3 separate regions of the Homo sapiens genome follow, and regions 1 and 3 are each linked to region 2. Evidence: read pairs that join two places in POLR2A ChIA-PET (ENCODE). Cell type or tissue: GM12878. All regions are shown on one strand. Each heading gives the region's core, and the rest is flanking DNA. Links, peaks and the distances in the headings are about the cores only. Region 1 overlaps ADAM10 (ADAM metallopeptidase domain 10). Region 2 overlaps ADAM10 (ADAM metallopeptidase domain 10). Region 3 has its middle 11 kb from the start of LIPC.

Region 1 (8,251 bases), core at 1,060-6,059, 89 kb before region 2:
AAATTCCCCTGGTAAGGCCTGGAACCAAGATGACTTGGGGAGAAGAGAGGACACTTATCTGCTCTTGAAAATGCAAATCAACTATGAACAATAATTCTCTGCTCATCTCTAAAATTCCAAGTACTCTTTTAAGAGAAGATCACAAAAGCAGTCAAGAGTTACAGAGATTAAGCACATTTTAAATACCTTATCCAAGAACATTAATAATAATCTATCAATTTCTGATTGGGATGTAGAAGAAGAAAGACTTGCAACTTAGTGAGATGGCACCTATTTTACAAACATGGGAAAAATTAGAGAAGTGCATTTGGGGATTTTAAGCTACAAGTAGACAACTTATTTTTAAAATCATAAAAATTTGCACTTTTGCAAGTGATAAGGTGAAAGTAAAATGAATTTACATACAGTTTTCAAGTGTACATTTTCAAAATGTTATCTTTAATAAGCTCTACCAAAATCACAAAGACAGAGTATCATTCAGTATTTCATATTTCTGTGTTGTACTGATCTTTAAGGTCACTTAAAAGATCAATATAATGGACTGGATATTAGATAATATCAAAGATCGCTGTTAATTTTGTTAGGTGTAATAACCACATTGTAGTTGTATTAGAAAATGTCTATTTTTTCAGGAATGTGTACTGAAATACGTAAGGATAGATAGAGTTCCTTTAAATACCTTAGCAAAGAAAAAGAAATACAGATAGAAGATATGTCAAAATCTTCACAATTATTGGCTCTGAATTAGGGGTTGACAAAGTAGCCAGCAGCCTGTTTTTATATGGCTTAACTAAGAATGGCTTTTCCATATTTAACAAATTGTAAAAGCAACAAAGACTGTACAACAGAAACCAAACACTGCCCCTGAAGCCTAAAATGTTTACTAGTAGGCCCTTTACAGAAAATGTTTGCTGATCCCTGTTCTGAATCATGGGCGTATAACGCTTTGTTGCACTATTTGTTCTACTTTTGTGTATGTTAGAATTTTTTCCTAATAAAAGATTTTAAAATATCAATCTCATTCCACGGTAGAGAAAATACTTTAAATTATCAATCTCATTCCACAGTAGAGAAAAGATTTTAAAATATCAATCTCATTCCCTAAAAATGCTTTAACAGAAACAAAACAAAAAAAGAATTTCTCACAATTTGCTGAACATTCAAAATGTACTTTTAAACAATGAATAATGATTCTCATTCAAAAGATATTTGAGTACATTATGTACTAGGCATTGTTCTAGGGCCAGGAGATATAGATATTTTGTCTGAATAAGCCAGATGAAATCCCTTGCCTTCACAGAATTCTAGCACTGTTATGCTTACTTTTCTTACTTTAACCACAAACATTCTATCTTCCTCCCTTTCAGTATGGTCAAATACATTACTGTGCTCTGACATAAAAACTAAACACTCGTAAGTACATTTGTTTTCACGGTGAATTTTAAATAAATCACTCAACATAAAAATTAGACTAATAAGTATTTTTTAAGCTAATAATTAGACAATACTTACTGGGGATCCAAAGTTATGTCCAACTTCGTGAGCAAAAGTAATGTGAGAGACTTTGGGAGGTACATGAGACCCATAGTTCTGAACAGTAATAATTCCAGTGTTTAAGGACTTCTTCTTACCATCTGAATAGAGTTTACTTTTTTCACATATTCCTCCAGAGCTTCCTAATCCAGAACAAAAAAATGGCTAAATTAGTATCTGTTTCCCCTTACCCCCAAAAAGGTAATACATGCTATATTAAATGAAAACATTTTATATTTTAATCTAAAATAGAACTGGTACTCAAACGTATCACATATGCAAAAGTTTCTTTGGTCCAAGACTAAGAAGTCACTTCATATAAAAGTTTTAATGACATTCAGAAAGAAACTCCCAGGACTGAGTACACAGCCTTTACAAAATGTTCTTCACAATCAAAATGTCCCCCAAATGTTATTCCCATTAATTTAGGAAAACAAATATTTACATTTCCTTTCAATTTGAATATATCAGTATTTACACTAAGTCAAAGTGTACATCCTTTCATCTTTTAAAAAGAAATCTTATGATTTAAGTTAAATGAAAGTTGAACAAAATATCCTCAAGAAGATTCTGAGAAAGTCACTTCTACAAGAAGCAGTGAGGCACATGAGCACATGATTCCCTGTCCTGAGATATGACATACAATGTATTTGTAAAAATAGAAAATAATCATGTCAAGAAGGTTAAAAAAAAAAAAAAAGAGGGGGTAGAGGAAAGAAGGAAAAAGAGAAGATGGGTGGGAAGGAAGGGAGAGATAGAAAGCAAATGCGACAAAAGGTTAATAATTGATTAATCCATCAAGAATTCACCACTGCTGAGCGCAGTGGCTCACGCCTGTAATCCCAGCACTTTGGGAGGCCGAGGCAGGCAGATCACTTGAGGTCAGGAGTTTGAGACCAGCCTGGCCAACATGGTGAAACCCCATCTCTACTAAAAATACAAAAATTAGCTGGGTGTGGTGGTGCACACCTGTAATCCCAGCTACTCGGGCAGGAGAATTGCCTGAACCCAGGAGGTGGAAGTTGCAATGAGTTGAGATTGTGCCACTGCACTCCAGCCTGGGCGACACAGTGACACTCTGTCTAAAAAAAAAAAAAAGAAGAAGAATTTCACCATACTATTCTTGCAACCTTTCCGCAGGTTTGAAATCTTCAAAAAAAAATTAAAAACTGAATTATGATTGTTCCAGTATGTCTTTAGGACACTATCAAATTTTAAAAGAAAAACCATATTTCCACTTAAATATTTTTATCATTTTGTACTTCATCTATTCATTAACAGGGACTTTAGAATTTAACAGCAAATGACAGTGCTTTCACAGCTAAAATCAATTAAGAGAAATCAGAAAAATAATAATAGGAAAATCAGAAACCATCTGGTCAATTCATGCCTTTATATAGACATTACACTGGTAAGATCATATTTTCTTTTAATTAACTTTATTATAAGATTTTCAGTGAGAAGTTATTTAGTTTATATTTATACTTAAAGTTTTCCCTATTTGATTTTTAAAAGAAATACAATCAAATGGATAAGCGTATTACGATAACTGCTCTAATTAGCTTTCTATAGACAAGTTACAACAAAGTTACTAAACCATTTAAAAAAAGTCTAATATTGCTTCTCCTCCCCTTCCCATTCTCCCCACTTCAAAAACAAGTCTAGTATTTAGAATCCCTAATAAAGCATGTAACAGAAGGCAATTCAAAATAGGTCTGCAAGAACAGCATTATACTACGACTGTTGCCTTGCTCCCATTAAATATAATAAATATATGGCAACAAAATACAAATTTGAATTACTGTTAAAATTCAGAAAGCTGAAAAGAAAAATGTGTTTCAAAGAAACACAAGGTCAGGAGATTGAGAACATCTCGGTGAAACCCCATCTCTGCTAAAAATACAAAAAATTAGCAGGGCATGGTGGCAGGTGCCTGTAGCCCCAGCTACTCGGGAGGCTGAGGCAGGAGAATGGCGTGAACCCAGGAAGTGGAGCTTGCAGTGAGCAGAGATCATGCCACTGCACTCCAGCCTGGGTGACAGAGCAAGACTCTGTCTCAAAAAAAAAAAAAAAAAAAGAAAGAAAGAAAGAAAATACAAATAACATGCCCCACCATTTTCAATCCAGAACTCTGCCCACCTCAGGTGATGTATATGCACATTAAAATGAGTGACCTGAGACTATAGGCCGGACAAATAGCTGGAGTCACATGCAAATTTAACCCAGCAAGGGGTTGAGAACTTTTATGATATTCAAAATTTAATACCTTTTCTACACTGACAACTGAGTAGAGAGAAAATACCAAATAATTTGTGAGAATTTAATATATTTTCTTCAAGCTAGTTCTACTTTTGGAGCTCAGTCCTGAGAAGCACATCATTATTTCTGGAAACCAGAAAATATATAAATAAGTATTCTGTATATAATAATTATTGTACACACAGCATAGTTTTAAACAAATAGTAAATTAATATCCTGCCTTAGTGAAGATTTGTCATGTGCAAATTGGTCCAATGCAGTACTGTCAAACTTGAATTAAGCATAGAAGACTCCACACTTCAAATCTTTATCAGTTAAAAAAAAAAAAAGTAAATAGGCATATTTTTAAATCTCTGATAATATACATTTTTCTGCACTTTTAGGGTCTGGCTAATTTAAGAGAAGAGTATACATAAATTAGAATATACTATTCTGAAATATAGTAATTTATATATTGCCTAACTTCTTAAACAACTGCTTTTGGTCTTTATGATTATCGCTTATATGAAAGTTTAAAATGGCCGGGCGCAGTGGCTCACGTCTGTAATCCCAACACTTTGGGTGGCGGCGGCAGGCGGATCACCTGAGATCAGGAGTTGGAGACCAGCATAACCAACATGTTGAAACCTCATCTTTACTAAAATTACAAAAATTAGCCAGGCGAGGTGGTGCATGCATGTAATCCCAGCTACTCAGGAGGCTGAGGCAGGGGAATCATTTGAACCCAGGAGGCGGGGGTTGCCATGAGCAGAGATCATGCCACTGCACTCCAGCCTGAGCAACAGAGCGAGACTTCGTTTCAAAAAAAAAAAAAAAGGAAGTTTAATATTTGTTGCAGGCTAATAGCATATGTTGGAGTAACTTGATTATACAGGAAGAAATAAAATACTATTTGTAACTCTGAAAGTTATGGTTTAATTTTTTTAAATACTGCAACTAGTTTTGATATGCCAGAAAACTCAGTAATGAGGTATCATATATACCCACAGCTAAACCATTAACTCAAACTCAATTGCTATATATTTTAAATTTAAGATTTTACTATACATATATTTATCACTGACAAATACATAAGTTGTGAATAACAATGAGAAGGGTGAAACGTTTTCAATTCGGGTCAAAAGTAATTATTGATGAAGGATTCAATAAGCAACAAAGAAGTATAATGACAATTTTCTATCTACAGGATAGTTTGAGAGCTAAAGTTAGAGTATCTGTCCTAAACTTCAAAACAGACCCACTCCACCCCACCCCCCAAAAAAAAGTCTTAGAAAAAAATACAAGAGTAATATGATACCTTGACATATTCCATAAATACAGTTTTGATGTGAGGAGGCCAAAAATTAATAGTAGCATGCTGATCATACAATATTAATGTAAGCAATAATTCTGGACCAGACCATAGTAATACTCCCACAAGTGATACCAGGAAATGTGAGAGCACAGGCATTTGGCTTTCAAGTCTGGAGAGCACTACTCACATGCAATGGGTAGGGATCAAAGATGTTAAATATCCAAGGGATCCAGACAAGCATTAAATGCCAATAGCAAGTGTCCTATTGCAATATTTCAATGATGTAATTTTCCCAGCATTTGAAGTTATACTTTTAAACTATGGGTTAAGAATTCAATAAGCTGTGGGTTATCCCGAGAACCCTGTGTTAAGTTCTGTACGCTCTCAAATTTTAATATGTAATATCAAACTAAAACATCTAATCTAAAGAAAACAGAAGAGACTATTTCTACCAAATGAAATGCCTCAAAAGATGTTCTTCACAAATAGAGGAGTACTGAAGGTTTCAGGACTAACTGTAGAGATGAATTCCAAAGCCAGCCTCATTCAACGACCAAGCCGAACTGAGACTATGTTCATTCAGTTAACTGATAAGACCTATAGGTAGAAACATGAAGACTCAAAAGAAGGGCAAAGACAGAACTACAATGAAAAAACAGCCAGAAGCAAAATGATTTTCCTGAATTTACAGACAGAAAACACACAAGAATCCTGTCTCCCAGCTCTCAGTCCATTGCTCTTCCCATTATGCCATGACAATTACCCAAAATTATATCAAAATATTATAGCTTAGTATGATTTTATAACTCTTCTCTCTCAAGAAAGAAGAAAACAGATTCCACCAATGTATAACCTCTACTAAGAAGCAGAAAACATTTCAGCTTCTTATTTGAAACATCAAAGAAAAGGCTAAGATGTTACTGTGTGTGTGTGTGTAGATTGTATTTATATATATATAAAATACCTAGTAATATAATTACCAAATGAACTGAATCTGGAGTCAAAAGGTCCAGATTCCAGATCCTGTTCCACCTCTAGCTGTGTGGTATTAGGTTGGTCACAAAGTTTCTGAACACAAGTTTCCTCATCTGTAGAAGGGAGACAATAATACCTACACCTCATAAGGGTATTGAAATAATCAAGAATAAATATATAACATTCCTTGTTTTAAAAAAAAAAATGTCAAATATGAAACTCAGTTCAGCTAGTAGTAAGTGCAAAGACAAGTGAAGAAGCTGGCAGTGTTATTTCAAGGCAGGTAACCTACACTCGAAAAAGTTGGACCAAAGGAACAAAGATCCCTTTTCTTTCCCACTATGGCCTCTATTCTTCTGTGCCTGCCTAGCCCCTCCCCAGCAGCTCTTAGAAGATGGCTTCCAAGAGCTGAAGTTGGGGGTTTAACATAGAGTAATGGAAGCGGACATCTAATGTCTGAAAGAAAGAGAGATAATAATATAAAAGGAAAAAAAGCAGAGGGGGGGAAAATGGGGATACAAAGTTGACAACGGGAGTCTTCGTTTTCTATTCTGGTTGCCAATCACCATATTTTTGCTCATGAAGTACACAGGAAGTATCTTGTTTCACCTTTAAGAAGACCCTAATAATGAAAATAGAGGCGGGCGGATCACGAGGTCAGGAGATTGAGACCATCCTGGCTAACACGGTGAAACCCCATCTCCACTAAAAATATAAAAAATTAGCCACGCATGGTGGCGGGCGCCTGTAGACCCAGCTACTCGGGAGGCTGAGGCAGGAGAATGGCGTGAACCCGGGAGGTGGAGGTTGCAGTGAGCGGAGATCGCGCCACTGCACTCCAGCCTGGGTGACAGAGCAACACTCTGTCTCAAAAAAAAAAAAAAAAAAAAAGAAAATACAAGTAACATGCCCCACCATTTTCAATCCAGAACTCTCCCCACCTCAGGAAAATGAGCAGCATCACAAATGGTGATCCAAATATCACAAACAATGAGACATAAACACTGAGTGTCCCAAAAACCCATAACTACAGTTTAATCATAAGGAAAACATCAGACAGATTCCAAATAGGGGAGCATTCTAAAATATACCTCATCAGTACTCCTCAAAACTGTCAGGGGAGGGAGGAAGGAGATTTGAGAATACCTAATCTGTTCAATTTTTTGTAAATCTAAAACTGCTCTAAAAAATAAAGCTTACTTTTTACAACAAAATGAGTAGCTGAATCTAAAGACATGAGAATATCTGAAGATTTAGGAAGAATTTTACCAAATTCCTACAGAATCATTACATCCTTAAGTACAATAGTCTGTAACTGAAAATGCAAAATGGCAGAAAGTTTTTAGTTTAAGATCACATACTCACTTACCCAGGAGGCATTTTGTGAGCAAGCTTTAGAGACAAAAATATTAATGTGGTGCTTCTCAAACTTCACTGTGCATCAGAATCACTTTGAGAACTTGTTCAAACTAAGACTGTTGGGCTCCACATCTATAGTTTCTGATTCAAGAGACCGGGGTAGTGCCTATGAACTTATATTTCTAACAAGTTCCTAGGTGATGCTGATGGTGCTAGTCCATGGATCACACTTGGAGAACCACTTGTTTGAGACTTCACAGCTACTGTATTAATGGATAATATACAAATAAAATCATATGAGACCCTGAGTTTTTAGTAGTACTTACTAATGAATAGGGAGAAGAAATCACAGACTTTGTGATAAAATCATCCAACCATTGAAGGGGCAAAGAGGTTTCAGAGTATGAAAGTTTCGAACATGAAAAATCATAGGAAAGAGTGAGCTGTACAATCTGCTGACTAATCCAAGTAACAAAAAAGTACAGATTATCATAAAAGACAAATATCCAAAAGTACTGCACTATTAATATGCAGCCCATGACATAAACTTATACTTTAAAATGACATCATGAAATTGAGTACATTTTAAAACATAGAAGAAAAACAAAAGAAGCTATGGAAATTGTAAAAGTATTGACTTAAGATACTGACTTTTAAAAAAGGAGAAAGAAATACAAAGGAAAATACAGCACTACTTAAGATCTTAAAATATACAAAACAAATCAAAGAATAAACTAATAAGAATAGGAATACAAAAGCTTCTCTTACTCTGGATAAAGCAGAAGTTTTTTTTAAAAAAAAAAACATAGAAATGAAGTATCAGAAGGAGAA
Region 2 (8,251 bases), core at 1,421-6,420:
AGAGACGGGGTTTCACCATGTTAGTCAGGATAGTCTCGATCTCCTGACCTCGTGATCCGCCCACCTCAGCCTCCCAAAGTGCTGGGATTACAGGCATGAGCCACCACGCCCGGCCTAGCATGGAACTTTTAAAAATCAAGACTAAATAATGGAATCAAATATACCAATGCATCTTCTGTATCCTTTAAACATACTTATAAATGTAGTATAATTGAGTTTAGCAAAAAAGAAGAAATCAATAATGGGGAAGAATGAGAACTTTTGAATAATTTCTTTCATTTTGAAAATTTCCACTGGATTACTGAATTGGATTTAAGTGGTCTGAGTTGCCATAGCACAAGCTTGGCTTTGCAGAACTGTGGATTCCACTCCTTTTTCGGCACCAAAGGCGTCAAGCTGGTTTTTATTTCTGTCTCTGCTGCTTAAATCAGGAAAAAGTCAAGTTTTTAAGTCGCAGTTCAGATAAAGTATTCTGTCACTTTTGATAACTTAAAACAATAACTATTGCTGTTCTGAAGCACTCATGACAAAAGCTCAACGATTTACACAGCTGAAATTCTACTGGGAGAGTTATTAAACAAAGTCATCTTTTCTCTGTCCCACACACAAATTTTATAAAAGCAACATACTATTCACTTTCACTGGCAAAAGACCTGAGTAATGATTTTCTGAATCTTTGTAATTGAGATAGAACATGATTCATAGGGTTTAATTGGGAAAGCTAAAAACACTTCCCCGGGACACACAGTTACCAAGTCCATCTCATTATCATCTTCTATATAAGACCTATGAATGTTTATCTTAATTATGCCTAAATATCAGTATTTGTGTAATCTCAGTACTGTGGGAAAAAAACTTATATTAAGATAATGTATGAAATTGAATTACATAATTTCTATTCCCTAATACTTAATGAAGAGGGAAATAAGGGGGCCATGGGTAGAGGATAAAGCAGCCTACCTGCCCCTCTGCCCCCACCCCACACACACATAGAACAAACTTCAAGAACTGAAATCAGGTCAGATGCAGTAGCTCACACCTGTAATCCCAATACTTTGAGAGGCCAGAGTGGGAGGATCACTTGAGTCCAGGAGTTCAAGACCAGCCTAGGCAACATAGAAAGGCCCCTGTCTCTACAAAAAATTAAAAATTAGCCAGGTGGCCGGGTGTGGTAGTTCACACCTGTAGTCCCAGCACTTTGGGAGGCTGAGGGGGGTGAATCGCTTGAGGTCAGGAGTTCAAGACTAGCCTGGCCAACATGGTGAAACCCCACCTCTGCTAAAAATACAAAAAATAGCTGGGCATGGTGGCAGGTGCCTGTAATCCCAGCTACTCGGGAGGCTGAGGCAGGAGAATCGTTTGAACCCGGGAGGCGAAGGTTACGGTGAGCCAAAACCGCACCATTGCAATCCAGCCTGGGTGACAAGAGCAAAACTCTGTCTGAAATAATAAATATATATATGTAAATAATAGGCCGGGCACGGTGGCTCATGCCTGTAATCCCAGCACTTTGGAAGGCCGAGGCGAGTGGATCACCTGAGGTCAAGAGTTCAAGGCCAGCCTGGCCAACATGGTGAAACCCCCGTCTCCACTAAAAATAACAAAACTTAGCCTGGCGTGATGGCATGCATCTATAACACCAGCTACTCAAGAGGCTGAGGCAGGAGAATCACTTGAACCCGGAAGGTGGAGGGTGCAGTGAGCCAAGATCGCACCACTGCACTTCAGCCTGGGCAAGAAGAGCAAAACTCTGTCACAAAAAATAATAATAAGTAAAAATAAATAAATAAATAATACAAAAAAACTAGCCAGGAATGATGGCATGCACCTGTAATCCAAGCTACCCAAGAGGCTGAGGGAGTATCACTTAATCCCAAGAGTTCAAGGCCACAGTGAGCTATGATAACGGCCAGTGCACTCCAGCCTAGATGACAGAGACCCTATCTCAAAAAAAAAAAAAAGAAAAGAACTGAAATCAAATAAAAAAAGATAAGCAATTTGGCTGATACATGCTCATGAGTGTCAGTTCCCTTCCCAACTTCATGCTCTGTAACATTATGTTTGTAGCTTGAAATCAGCCATGAAGGGAGTATTTACACCACCATGGAAACTGACATTGAAAAGGCTACAAATTTGAGAACTTTTTTTTTTTTTTTTTTTTTTTGAGACAAGGTCTGACTTTGTTGCCCAGGCTGGAGTGCAGTAGCACTATCAAGGCTCACTGTAGCCTTGACCTCCAGGGCTCAGGTGATTCTCCTACATCAGCCTTCCCAGTAGCTCAGGCTACAGGCACGCACCACTATGCCTGGCTAACTTTTGTATTTCTTGTAGAGACAGGGTCTCACTGTGTTGACCAGGCTGGTCTCAAACTCCTGGGCTCAAGCGATCCTCCTGCCTCAGCCTCCCAAAGTGCTGGGATTACAGGTGTGAGCCACCATACCCAGCCAAATCAGAGGATTTTTTTTTTCTTTTTTCAAGACAGTGTGCTAAATACAACACTGGTCATAACCTAATAATATAATCTTTCAAACAGGCAGCCAAGGAATGAAATAATATTTTAATGAAAATGTAGGAAAGCATGGCACACTGGACTTCTGATGTTGCCCCTAGCCCTCAGATGCCACACAATTCACTTATTTAAAAATCTCAAGAGAATGGGAGTCCTGGAATTCTCAAAAAAATTATATATGATCACAGCCCCGTGACTGCAGAAACGTGAATAAAACACAAAATAATCAGCCCCTCAAACTAAGATTGGAAGGCGGAAAAAAAATACACTGGTCTCAGAGGCAGAAAGAAAAGAAAAAAGAAATCACAAGCCGGGTGTGGTGGCTCATGCCTGTAATCCCAACAATTTGGGAAGCTGAGGTGGGTAGATCACCTGAGGTCAGGAGTTTGAGACCAGCCTGGCCAACAGAGTGGTGAAACCATAGTGAAACCCATAGTCTCTACTAAAAATACAAAAAAAAATTAGCCTGCCGTGGTGACTGACGCCTGTAATCCCAGCTACTTGGGAGACTAAGGCAGGAGAATCTCTTGAACCCGGGAGACGGAGGTTGCAGTGAGCCAAGGTCACGCCACTGCTCTCCAGCCTGGGCAACAACAGTGAGCCTCCACCTCAAAAAATAAAAAATAAAAAATAAACTCACCCACTTTATATCATAGCAAAAAGAATAACTGGGTAGAGAAGAGACACACAACCATGAACATAACATTGTAAAAACACACTGGAGAAAAAAACCATGAAAGAAACAATAAAAGGAAAATAGAAAAAGAATCCAATTGAGAAGAAAACAAACGACATTTGGAAACAATCCTAGACAAAGCAGAATCAGTCTTAGATTATATTAAGAAATTCATATTGGCCAGACGTGATGGCTCACACCTGTAATCCCAGCACTATGGGAGGCCGAGGCAGGTGGATCACCCAAGGTCAGGAGTTCAAGACCAGCCTGGCCAACATGGTGAAACCCTGTCTCCACTCGGGAGGCTGAGGCAGGAGAATTGCTTGAACCCGGGAGGCAGAAGTTACAGTGAGCCGAAATCGTGCCATTGCACTCCAGCCTAGGCAACAGAGCAAGACTCCGTCTCAAAAAAAAAAAAAGAAAGAAATTCATATTAATTTTCCTTAGTACAACAACATTGTTATTATAAGGAGAAGGTTCTAAATTTTGGGAGGTTCATTTTAAATATTTAAGGGTAAAATGACACGATGTCCATAACTCACACTAGACAGATTCTAGGGTGGGAGGCAGGGTAAAAAAGAAAAAAATATGCAAATTATTAAATCACTAGCTACTTCAGGAGTAATAGAGACTGAATTTAGCCTACCACCATAAACAATTAGAAAACTAGATAAAAGATGTGACAAGAGAAACAAATGAAGTGAGATCTACTACAACTGGCCCAGCTTACTGCCTGTAAGCAGTCTCCAGGCCAAATGACAGGGAGAAGAAACCAAGAGCCTGAAGTTTCCACTTAATTGAGACAACCTCTGAGTTCAGGGAGATCAGGTATTTAGAATCTATGTGCCAGAGTGTCAGAAAGGAGGAAGCTGAACAGAGAGAGAGCTCCAGCCACCTCAAGTGGGGGTTCCCTAAGGGTTTGGCTGACTACTGATCTAAGCATGTGAGAAAATAAACTCCCGCCTCAGAAAAAATGAACCACCAGTAGAAGGAAGCAAAACAATCCTCAAAGCTCACACAGGGCTGGAAAATGTTCATATTTCTACCATCTAGAGAAGAAAGACCTTGTAATGTATGGAGCATTGCTACAGTCCTCAGAAAAATAACACCTTACTAGTGGAGTGAAATTAGCCACAGAGCCTGGGCACGGTGGTTCATACCTATAATCCCAACACTTTGGGAGGCCAAGGCGGGTGGATTGCTTGAGCCCAGGAGTTCAAGACGAGCCTGGGCAACATGACCAAACCCTGTCTCTACTAAATATAAAAACTAGCTGGGCACAGTGGCACATGCCTACAGTCCCAGCTACTCGAGAGGCTGAGGTAGGAGGATTGCTTGAAGCCCAGGAAGTCAAAGCTGCAGTAAGCTATGATCGTGCCACCACACTCCAGCCTGGGCAACAGAGCAAGACCCTGTCTCAAACAAAATAAATAAATAAATAAATCGTATTTATTATATGAATATAAAAAATAAAAGAAAATTAGGCATGGTAGTGCATGCCTGCAGTCCCAGCACTTTGGGAGGCTAAGGCAGGAGGACTGTTCAAGGCCAAGAAGTTCAAGATCAGCTGGGCAATATAGCAAGACCTTGTCTCTACCAAAAAAAAAAAAAAAAAGTAAAAATTAGCCAGGAATACTTTTTATTGCACACCTGTAATCCCAGCTATTCAGGAGGCTGAGGCAGGAGGTTCGCTTGAGCCCAGGAGTCCAAGGTTGCAGTGAGCTATGATCACAACAGCCTCAGCAACAAAGTGAGACCCTGTCTCAAAAATAAAAATTAAAATTAAAAATATAAATAAATAAACAAAAACCACATAAAGGCATGTCATAAGCTAATGACTAAAAACTAGGGAGAAAAAAAAATTCTTAAAATCATCTGTGGGTAGGGAAGCACTAAAGGAGCCAGAAAAAAAAGACACATTTTATAAACAGAGGAACAAAGATAAAACTGACAGCACACTCTATGTTAAGTCAGAAGAAAATGCAGCCACATATTTAAAGTACTACAAGAAAAAAAGAACTCTATCAACCTAAGATTCTATAGCCAGTGAAAATAACTTTCACAAATGAAGGTGAGAAGAGGAGGTGAAACGAAGCCCTTCTGGGCTTCAAAGCTTACAATGCATCACTAGTAGCCTCCATTAATAGAAATGATAAAGTTTTTCAGATAGAAGGAATAATACCAGATGGAAACCTACACTGATGCAAATAATAAAAGTGACAGAAATAATGAATATATAAGAAAATAAAAAGGATTTATTTTCTCATTTTTAATCTCTTTCAAAGTTAAGCGAATACATTTTTTAAACACACAATCTACTGTGGAATTTATGACACACAGAATTAAAATGTGTAACAATAACAGCACAACAGAAAACAGAGGAGAAACACAGTGTACATATACTCCATATGAAGTGAAGTAATATTATTTGAAAGTATACAGTGATAAGTTATAGATATTGTACACTGAACAACCTCTAAAAAATACAACAGGTATATCATCATAAAGCCAATAGCAGAGATAAAATTGAATCATTTTTAAAAGTTTATATTGAGAGGCCAAGGCGGGTGGATCACTTGAAGCGAGGAGTTCGAGACCAGCCTGGCCAACATGGTGAAACCCCATCTCTACTAAAAATACAAAAATTAATGGGGCATGGTGGCAGGTGCATGTAATCCCAGCTACTCAGGAGGCTAAGGCATGAGAATCGCTTAAACGCAGGAGGCAGAGGTTGCAGTGAGCCGAGATCGCGCCACTACACTCCAGCCTGGGCGACAGAGCGAGACCTCAGTCTCCCAAAAAAAAAAAAAAAAAAAAAAAAAGTATATTACTCCCGAAAAATGCAAGAAAAGAGGGGGACAAGAACTATGAACAGATGGAAAACAAATAGAAAGATGACAGTTTAAAACTCAGCCATATGAATAATTACATTAAAAGTAAATGATCCAGCTGAGTACATTAGTGTGCACCTGTGGTCCCAGCTACTCAGGAGAGTGAGGTGGGAGGACTGCTTGAGCCCAAGTTTGGGGCTGCAATGCACTATGATCACATTTGTGAACGGCCACTGCATTCCAACCTGGACAACAGAGAGAGATCTCCATCTCCGAAGGGGAGGGGAGAGGAGGGGAGGGGAGGGGAGGGGAGAGGGAAAAGGAGAAGACGAAGGGGAAGGGGAAGAGCAAGCAGAAGGGAAAGTAAATGATCTAACATAACAATTAAAAGGCAAAAGCTGTCATTTCGCTTTTTGATTTTTAAGAGACAGGGTCTCACTCATTGCCCAGGCTGGAGTGTGGTGACGTGATCATAGCTCATTGTACCCTCAACCTCCTAGCTTCAAGCAACCCAGTCACCTTAGCCTTCTGAGTAACTGGAAACTGGTGCACCACCATGCCATGCCTGACTAATCTTTTTTTTTTTTTTTTTTTTTTTTTTTTTCCCAAAAACAGCGTTTCGCTCGTTGCCCAGGCCGTAGCGCAACGGCGCAATCTCGGCTCACTGCAACCTCTGCCTCCCAGGTTCAAGTGATTCTCCTGCCTAAGCCTCCCCAGTAGCTGGGATTACAGGCATGCACCACCACACCCAGCTAATTTTTGTATTTTTAGCAGAGACAGGGTTTTGCCATGTTGGCCAGGTTGGTCTCAGACCCCTGACCTCAAGTGATCTAACCACCTCGGCCTCCCAAAGTGCTGGGATTACAGGTGTGAGCCACCGCGCCCAGCCTGGCTAATCTTTCTTATTTTTTGTAGAAATGGGGACTCGCTATGTTGTCTAGGCTGGTCTCAAACACCTGGTATTAAGTAATCCTACTGGCTTGGCCTCCCGAAGTTCTGGGATTACAGGCATGAGATGACACGCCAGCCTTGTTATTTTTTAAAAAAGGAAAATGTAAATATATGCTAACAGACACAAAAATAAAGATGAGTTAAAGTAAAAAGGACGGGAAAATATATAACATCCAAACCCTAATCCAAAGAAAGCTGGAGTGGCTACAGTAATAGCTGAAAAAACAAACTTCAAAACAAAACAAAAAAAATTATGAGGGATAAAGAGGGACATTTCCTAATTCAAGAAGAAAACACAACAAGCCTAAGTATTTATGTACATAAAAAAAGCTTCAAAGTATGTGAAGAAAAAGTTGATAGAACAGAAAAAAGCAGACTCTGTAACTAGAGTTGGAAATCATACCACTCCTTTCTGAACAAGCAGACAAAAAAATCAGTAAGATTATTAAAAACTTAAACACAAAGAACTTGACTAGATAGATAGAATATATTTCTTTTTAAGGGCACATGGAACAGTCACAAAGATAGACCTTAATCCTAGGCCACAAAGCACGTTTCCACAAATTTTAAAAGACTAAAATCTAAGAGTATGTTTTCTGACTACAGGAGAATTAAGCCAATAACAGATATGCAGAAAATCCCCAAATATTAGGAATTTACATTTCTAAGTAGTTCATGGGTCAAAGAAGAAATCAAATGGAAATTAGAAAGTATTTTGAGTTGACTGCAAATAGCCCAGGGAGCTTTTTGGATTGATATAAATGTTCTATGATTATGGAGGTAGTTATACAAGTAAATATACTTCTCAAAATTTATGAATTCGTACACTTAAAAAATTGTTGAATTTTATTGTATGTAAACTATACCTCAATAAAGCTGACTAGATTTTTTTTTAAATAAAAATATTGAGGCCAGGTGTGGTGGCTCACACCTATAAGCCCAGCATTTTGGGAGGCCAAAGAAGACAGCTTAAGGTGAGGCATTCGAGACCAGCCTGGGCAACATAGCGAGATTCCATCTCTATTTTTTAAAAAAAAAGAAAAGAAAAAAGAAAAATGTTGCAGCAAAGTGGTAGGTATATGGGTTTCTGGCCTTCCTACTTTTTCCCTAAGATATAAAATTTATAAAGTTACAAAAGTTATAAAATTTCCCTAAGTTACAAAATTTTTTAAAATCCAGGATCAAAAACAAAGACAAATCAAAAAGAGAATTCAAAATATTCCAAGTTATCTTCTCAGTAAAATAAATGAATTAACATTCTACCTACTTCCAATACTAAGCAGC
Region 3 (8,251 bases), core at 2,076-7,075, 300 kb before region 2:
ATTATAATTTCTTAAGTGAGCACCTCAGTTTTTACATATAAAAACATATAAAGTATGTAAAATATATAAATATCATGAACAGATAATTCATAAAGAAAGAAAAAAGGCAATAAAAATGGAAGTGGTGGTAAATTCAACTTCAACCCATTGGTTTTAAAGAAAAATTTAAAAATGCACATACCATTTTGGCTTATCAATTTAGCATAAAATTACAAAAATGTTAATAGCTAATGTTAACAAGGGTGGAGGATAGGACAGAGGAGGAGTACACTCACTGCTAATGAGTACTTAAAATGACAGAAATTTACTTAACGTAGCAGTGTATATGTAAAGGCAAAATATATAGGTAGATATAGATACCTAGATATAAAACCTTTGCCTTAGCAATTCTACTTTAAGAAATTTATACAAAGGAAAACGTGGTACATATATGATCTGTAGTATTATTTTTAAGGAATACTACGCAGCCATAAAAAAGAACAAAATCACATCCTTTGCAGCAACATGGCTACAGCTGAAGGTCATTATCCTAAGCAAATTAACACAAAAGCAGATAAACACTGCACGTTCTCACTTATAAGTGGGAGCTAAACATTGAGTACAAGTGGACATAAAGATGGAAATAATAGACAGTGGCATTCTAAAAGGGGTGAGAAGGAGAGGGGGACAAAGGTTAAAAAAACCTATCGGGTACAATATTCACTACTTGGGCAATGGAACCATTAGAAGCTCAAACCTCGGCATCACACAATATACCCATGTGACAAACCTGCACATGTTCCCTCAGAATCTAAAATTTTTTTAAGCTACTAAAAAAATAATTTATACAAAGAAAATCATACATGTGGACCAAGATTTATGCATATGTTTATAATAGCATTGTTCATAATAGTGTTATCTTAAATACAGTTAATGAAAAAACAATAGGGAATTAAGCCAATTATGGTACATCTATAGAGTGTAACTGTACTCTGTAGCTATTTCAAATAATGTTTTAAAAGAATATTTAATGCCCCTGAAATATGCCATTAATGTGTTGTTAATACACAGGTATTTAAACACTTTGTACAGTGTGTTTACAGTTATTTTTTTTAAATAATTGTATACATAGAAAAAATGACTTGGGGATATCCACATCAAAATGTCAACAGTGCTTATCTCTAAATGTGAAATCACAGACCTATGTATGTTTTTCTTTTTGTTCTTCTTTATTTTCCTATTTTACAATAATAAACATTTATTGATTTTATAATAGAAAAGTTATTAAAAATAAAACGTGCAACAAAATAAGCTTTGGTTGATTAAAGATTTAAATATAAAATCAAATTATGATAGAACTTGCAGACAACTGGAAAGAGAGTTTATCAGCTCTCTGGGGTAATTTTAACTTTCTCAGCTTTGAAGCAATTGAAATGATTGCACTATAAAAATTAGCATTACTGAAGATTTTTTAAGAGGGAAAATATTTCTATCAAACATTACAAAGAATTAAGATCCATCATAAATAACTAATTCAAATTTGTAAAATAAATGTCAAGATTCCAAAAGATAAATGGGTCAAAGACTGGACAATTCCCATAAGGGGCATACAATTAGTAGATAAACATAGTGGGGAAATGTTAATTCTTGCCAGAAATCAAAGACATGTAAATGGAAGCAGTCTGGAGATGCCAGTTTACATATTCTAATGGAACAACAAGAAAAAATGTCAAATGCTAATATCCATTGATGGTGGAGCTACCCAGAAATTTATCCATACCTTCATTTATAACCATATTGTTCATGTCCTTTTACCAGAAATGTTACCACTAAGAATTGATTCTTTTTTTTCTTTTCTTTTTTTTTTTTGAGACAGAGTTTCACGTTCTTGTTGCCCAAGCTGGAGTGCAATGGCGTGATCTCTGCCTCACCACAACCTCCACCTCCTGGGTTCAAGTGATTCTCCTGCCTCAGCCTCCCAAGTAGCTGGGGTTACAGGCATGCGATACCACACCTAGCTAATTTTTTTGTATTTTTAGTAGAGACAGGGTTTCCCCATGTTGGTCAGGCTAGTGTTGAACTCCCAACCTCAGGTGATCCGCCCGCCTCGGCCTCCCAAAGTGCTGGGATTACAGGCATGAGCCACCTCACCCAGCCAAGAATCGATTCTTAAGAAGTAATTTGGCTAAAGGAGAAAGGTCCCTCTTCATCTCCTTTACTTCTAAATGTTGGAACACCCAGGGCTCAGTCCCTTGACACCTTCTCTTTTCCACCCAGAGGCAGTGTCTGGGTGATCTCACCTATTTATGCAGGTGAGAGGAGCCACAGGCTCTCTCAGCATGGGCTCCAGGGAGAGAAGAGGCCAGAGCAGAGGTTTTCCTGGGAGTGGGGTAGGGGTAGCTTGAGGGCCATTCAAGGACTCTGACCTCAGTCAGAGAGGGCAATGAAGGAAAGAGAGACCAGCAAAGACATCCAGAGAGAAGCCCAAGGTGAACTTGGTCATCATATTAACCCCTATGCAATAACAAAACATCCAGGCTTGATCTACCAGAGCTTATCAGTGAGGTCCCCAGGAATTGCCTAATTGCAGTAGCCCTCAGCTCACTTGCAGGCCACCAGATCTCAGCTGGCCCTGACCACCATCTCCAAAGCCTGAAGGAATTATTGTGAGACAGCCCACTGAAGGTGGGTACCTCCAAGAGCCCTGCCCTGCCCTGCCAGAAGCCAGAGCTGTCCATCTGTTGGTGGTCACCCTGGGAATCTGGGACAAGAAGGTGCACTCTGGTCTGATGCCAGAAAGCAGAACCTCTTGGGCTCCCAAATCTCAGGATCTTTTTGCTCCACCAATGTACTCATCCACTCATCCCAGCCTGGGGCCTCTGCTTTACATGGGTCTTTTCATTGCTTAAGGATGTTTGGGCATCTACCATCTCTTCTTCTTCTTCTTTTTTATTTTTTTTTTGAGACAGAGTCTCTCTCTGTTGCCGGGGCTGGAGTGCAGTGGCCCAATCTCAGCTCACTGCAACCTCCACCTCCCTGGTTCAAGAGATTCTCCTGCCTCAGCCTCCCAAGTAGCTGGGATTACAGGCCCACACCACCACACCCAGCTTATTTTTGTTTTTTTAGTAGAGATAGGGTTTCACCATGTTGGCCAGGCTGGTCTTGAACTCCTGACCTCAAGTAATCCGCCCTCATCGGCCTCCCAGAGTGCTGGGATTACAGGCATGAGCCACTGCGCCCGGCCTCATCTCTTCTGCTTATGACCTTGTGAGGCAGGCATCCCAGGTTTCATTATCCCCGTTGTGTAAAGATTACGACTTACCTAAAGCACTGCTGGACTCAAACCCAGATCTTCTGCCCTCGATTCCATGTCCATCTCTGTGACCCCAGGTTTGGCCAAGTGTGGATCTTGCTGCATATGAACAGCCTGCCATTTCCTTCCTTGTGTACACACTGCCTGTGGAAAATGGACAAGGGAAGTTACATTTCTATCAAGAGCTGAAACAAGCAATTTTGCTTTAGAGATGATATGTAACAGAAAGAAATAGTCCTGGAAGCAGGGAGCCCTGTATGCATCTGCCTGTGTTCTGCTCCTGGCTGACCCCTGAGATCGAATCATGCTGTTTGCTAATGTGTGGAAAGTATGTTTTGCTCTCTAGGAGTCCTCCCCAGAGCCTGACAGATTCGGTGATAGGAATAGAACTGTGGAGTGAAGATGGCTCTCTCCAGGTGTCACTCCAGTTGCCATACATGTAAAGAAAGCCTAGACACTGTGATAGCTTTGTCCTCCTATCCCTGAACTTTGCCCAGAGGCGAAGCTTCTTCCCCAATCCTTGCTCAAATGCCTTCTTTTTCCTCGAAGAATCCAGGCTGTTGAGCAAAGAGGGAGATCCTGGGAGCTTCACCCAAATCATCTGGAAGTTTCTTGGGGTGCCAGATTTGAAATAGGAGCTGATAGGGTCAATCCATCAGGCACCCTGACCCTAGACATACAGGAATTCCCCTCTGAGGTTGAAGAATTCCCCCTCCATCAGACCCAAAAGTGAAAAACAAACTTTGCAAAGGCACGTTTATACCAACTCTTCTGGACGGGGCTGAGTAGAGTTTTCTCTGGTACCGGGCACATGCTGCTCACAGACTCTCTGGCCCGTGGACATGGCCCCTGGGGTCTGAGAATGCAGATGGGGGAGAGGCTCACCGAGGAGCTCTGGATGACCTGGCTCCAGTGTGTCACCTCCTGGCCTTGGCCTCCTAACCCCAGCTGGGCTGAGAAGACCCCAAAGAGGGTCTTTCCCACTCTCCCAACCTGTTTTCTCTGGTGATTAATATATAACCTGAGAAAATGAATCACTTGTTTAAATTCAGAGTTAGCTGGGCTAAGACAGGTGACAAGAATTACTCAAAAACAAGAAAGCAATATTGGGGGTAAAGATGCTTTCTATTTTTCTTTTCTTTAGTTATTTTTTTGTTTTTTGTTTGTTTGTTTAAGATAGAGACAGGATCTTGTTCTATTGCCCAAGCTGGAGTGCAGTGGCATGATCACAGCTTACCGCAGTCTTGACCTTCTGGGCTCAAGCCATCCTCCCACCTCAGCCTCCCAAGTAACTGGGACTACAGCTGTGCACTGCCACACTGGCTAATTTTTTAAAAAATTTTTTATAGAAACAGGGTCTCACTATGCTGCCCAGGCAGGTCTCAAACTCCTGGGCTCAGCCATGAGCCACCACACCCAGCTTGCTTTCTTTTTTAAATAGAAAGGAACACATAACAACTTGATTTTAAAATCAAGAACAGGAAGCATAGACTCTATACTTTCTTTAAAACATTGTAAATAAGTCTCCTATTCTTTACTACTTCAGTTAAATGGGCAGGAAACAAGAAAGGGAAGGATCAGGTGAGGGATGGGAGAAATAAAAACCATGCCGAAAAACTGCAGTAATACATAAAAACACTAATGGCTGATACGTATTTATTGGGCACTATGGTATGCACAGTTCATGGTTTTTCTCATTTTATCTCCCCCCAAGCCCTGTGAGGCAAATAATTTTACTACTCCTATTTTAAAATGAGGAAACTGAGGTGCCAGCTATTAAATAATCTGCCTGCTTAATGGGACTAAAAACCGAGAAACCAAGCTTCGAAATCCGGTTCTCAGCGATCAGAGTCTTCACTCAGGAGGCAAAAATGCAGCAAGAGACAGCTTTTTCCTCCAGAAAGAACCTTATCCTGTTATCATCAGAATTCTGTAGCTAAATACTTCCTTTACCATTTTGTAACAATACTAAATATAGGGAACATTTTGTATTTCCATGGAAAAGGATGTATTGTCTACATACGGCACAGCCTCCCTGGGTTATTTGATTCTAGCTTTCATTGCCCTTGAAGCATTTTGCAACTCTGTAAATTGCAGATAACTAATAGCAATGCAAAATGCAAATTCTGTCCTATACTGTAGAAGTTACACTGACTTCACTGCCACACTGCAGAAAAAGCTACTTCTGTATCCATTTGCCATTTGTACCTTCATTGCAACTTTTTTTTTCTTTTTTTTTTTTTGAGACGGAGTCTCGCTCTGTCGCCCAGGCTGGGGTGCAGTGGCGCGATCTAGGCTCACTGCAAGCTCCGCCTCCCGGCTTCCCGCCATTCCCTGCTTCAGCCTCCCAAGTAGCTGGGACTACAGGCGCCCACCACCACGCCCGGCTAATTTTTTGTATTTTTAGTAGAGATGGGGTTTCGCCGTGTTAGCCAGGATGGTCTCGATCTCCTGACCTCGTGATCCGCCCGCCTCGGCCTCCCAGAGTGCTGGTATTACAGGCATGAGCCACCACACCTGGCCAACATTTCTTTACTCATATAAACTTGTGTGGTTTTTTGGCTTCTCCTTTGAACTGGTTATAACACCCTTACCACTTGCCTCATTAATTAGTTAAGTAAAATATTTACCATGTACTCGTTTTTATATTTGAGAGTCATGATTTTACCTTCGTTTTTTAAAAAATTATCTCTTAATGGAATTATGAAAGCATGTCAAAAGTATCTTGCTTGTTACTTTCTGAAGGACCCCAGGCATGATCTAACTCAAATGAATGACTTCAGGCGTAATTGGATAACTGATGATGTTCTCAGTTGGGTCCTGAGAAGCACAGCCTTGTCCTGACAACTTCCTTTCAAACACTCTGCTCTATCCGGGACAAAGCATCATGGCCAAAGGCCCCGGTCCCCTCTTCCTGGCTGGTCTTCTTTACTGTTGATTGAGGAAAAGTAATTGGCATATAAATTATATGATTATGTCCCATTATAATGTTTCCATTATTTCTAACTTCTGCTATGTCTCGTAGTTTATCTCAGAGCTATCGCCATTAAATAGCTGAGAAAAGGCTTGAGAACATTTGTTTTAAAAATAATAATAAACATGTGATGTGATGGTTAATATTGAATGTCAAATTGATTGGATCGAAGGATGCAAAATACTTTTCCTGGGTGTGTCTGTGAGGGTATTGCCAAAGGAAATATTAGTAAAATTTGAGTCAATGGACTGGGAGAGGCAGACCCACCCTCAATCTGGGTGGGCACCATCTAATCAGCTGCCAGTTTGGCTAGAATAAAGCAGGAAGAAGATGGGAAGGACTTGACTTGCTGAGTCTTCCAGACTTCACCATTCTCCCATGCTGGATGCTTCCTGCCCTCAAACATCAAACTCCAAGTTCTTCAGCTTTTGGACTCTTGGACTTACACCAGTCGCTTGCCAGGAGCTCTTGGCCTTTGTCCACAGATTGAAGGCTGCAATGTCGGCTTCCCTACTTTTGAGGTTTGGGAACTCGAGCTGACCCACCACTGGCTTCCTTGCTCCTCAACTTGCAGACGACCAATCATGGGACTTTACCTTGTGATCGTGTGAGTCAATACTCCTTAATAAATTCCCTTTCATATATAAATGAAATGCACGATATATGTCTTTATACGCAGAGCAAGAGCATGACACAATTCCATCTTTTTAAGCAACTGATACACAAAGATCTCACAGCCAATCCCTACTATACTTGGCAAAACTACTTTTTGTTGTATGGACTCTGAAGTCAAACATCATTCAAGTCTCATTCCACCACTTACTACAGTATGTATTTGGGCAATTCAGTAACCTCCCTGAGCCTCAGTTTCCCCTGGGGGAAATCATGCTACATCATAGGATTCTTCCTAAAGTGTGAATGAGATCACATGGAGATTCTGGCACTGTGCAGGCACTTTGGACGCTGGCTCCTGAATTGTTAACTCCTGACTTTTAGGCCTGCCTAGGAAAAATGATGAACCATGTCAGCAAGATACCCTGTCTTCAGAAAAATGATGACTCATTGGCAGCTCTTCAGAACTTGAAACACATCATTGGGAATGAAGAGAATAAAGGGGAATTAATTCCAGGTTTCCGGCAGCCATGGATCCTGTGTGCTGAACTCAGCAAGCCTTTGTGAGATGACGACGTGGCATCCTGCTGCAGGGAGGCTTGGGCCGTTGCAATCTGACCAGTGCCCAGCCGTCCCTGATACCCAGGGTGAGGACTGTGCCCCTGAACACCCCATGGTTGGCAGCACTAGGACCAAGAGACACAGCCAGTGTGCTGGTGCCCCCCTCCCCAAACTGTCCTTGCTTGTTGCAAGCAGCTAGTTCAGTTCATGGCTTGCGGGGAGTCTCCCTCAGGAGCCAGCATGGTCACCAGTCACAAAGCCTGGCCAGCACCCCAGCAGCTGGAGGAAGCAGACACAGAGTAGACACTTCACGAATTCTAGTCTACACTCCCCCTCTTCCCCACAAAGGGGAAAACCCTGGGCAAACTTTACGGAGCCAACAATACTCACTATCTACCTGGTGTTCAAAGCCAACTTGAATCTTTATTTCCTTTTGCTTCAAAGCATAATACAAAGAGTGAAAATAGGTTTTCCATCCTACTGGAATTTCTAAGATCATAAAATGCATTGCTGGTTCCACAGTATCTAGTCATAAAAAAGACTGCTCTGGTTCTAGGGTGTTGTTGTTGTGATGATGATTTTCCCAATTGTTCTACAATCTGGCAGCTGAAATCCTGATAAGGAGAGTCCGTGGGCCAACACAGACCAGGAAACATAAAAATAAGAAGAAAGGGGATCTCAACTCTTTGCTCCCTGGCTGCATAACTTGAGACTCTGGGAATCAGAATATTAGATCTTCCAGGGACCTAGCGTCCTTATATCCAATCTATATCAATTAGATATGTGACCTTGCGTAAGGAATATCCGAACCT

The links. Peaks named below come from ENCODE experiments on the same cell type or tissue, not always from the same donor. Only the 100,000 strongest peaks of a DNase experiment are listed, where the experiment ranks them.
Region 1: POLR2A ChIA-PET joins it to region 2 with 5 read pairs; 2 of 35 experiments call an interaction of 5 or more read pairs at or near these places.
Region 3: POLR2A ChIA-PET joins it to region 2 with 6 read pairs; 3 of 35 experiments call an interaction of 5 or more read pairs at or near these places.

What each region holds. Positions count from the first base shown.
Region 1 is chr15:58,631,684-58,639,934 of GRCh38, forward strand. ADAM10 (ADAM metallopeptidase domain 10) reads right to left here. Exons shown (of 16, transcript NM_001110.4): 9 at 1,513-1,676. Among named protein-coding and RNA genes, the nearest start is that of ADAM10, 110 kb to the right of the region's middle. In GM12878, for the core only: no CTCF peak of the experiment used is centred there; no DNase peak of the experiment used is centred there.
Region 2 is chr15:58,720,586-58,728,836 of GRCh38, forward strand. The region is part of intron 1 of ADAM10 (ADAM metallopeptidase domain 10); the gene reads right to left. Among named protein-coding and RNA genes, the nearest start is that of ADAM10, 25 kb to the right of the region's middle. RefSeq lists an enhancer at 3,778-3,997. In GM12878, for the core only: no CTCF peak of the experiment used is centred there; a DNase peak (open chromatin) is centred at 4,066; H3K4me3 peaks cover 400 bases; H3K27ac peaks cover 1,476 bases.
Region 3 is chr15:58,416,670-58,424,920 of GRCh38, forward strand. No RefSeq gene overlaps it. Among named protein-coding and RNA genes, the nearest start is that of LIPC, 11 kb to the right of the region's middle. RefSeq lists an enhancer at 7,675-7,724. In GM12878, for the core only: no CTCF peak of the experiment used is centred there; DNase peaks (open chromatin) are centred at 3,652 and 4,152; H3K4me3 peaks cover 955 bases; H3K27ac peaks cover 2,870 bases.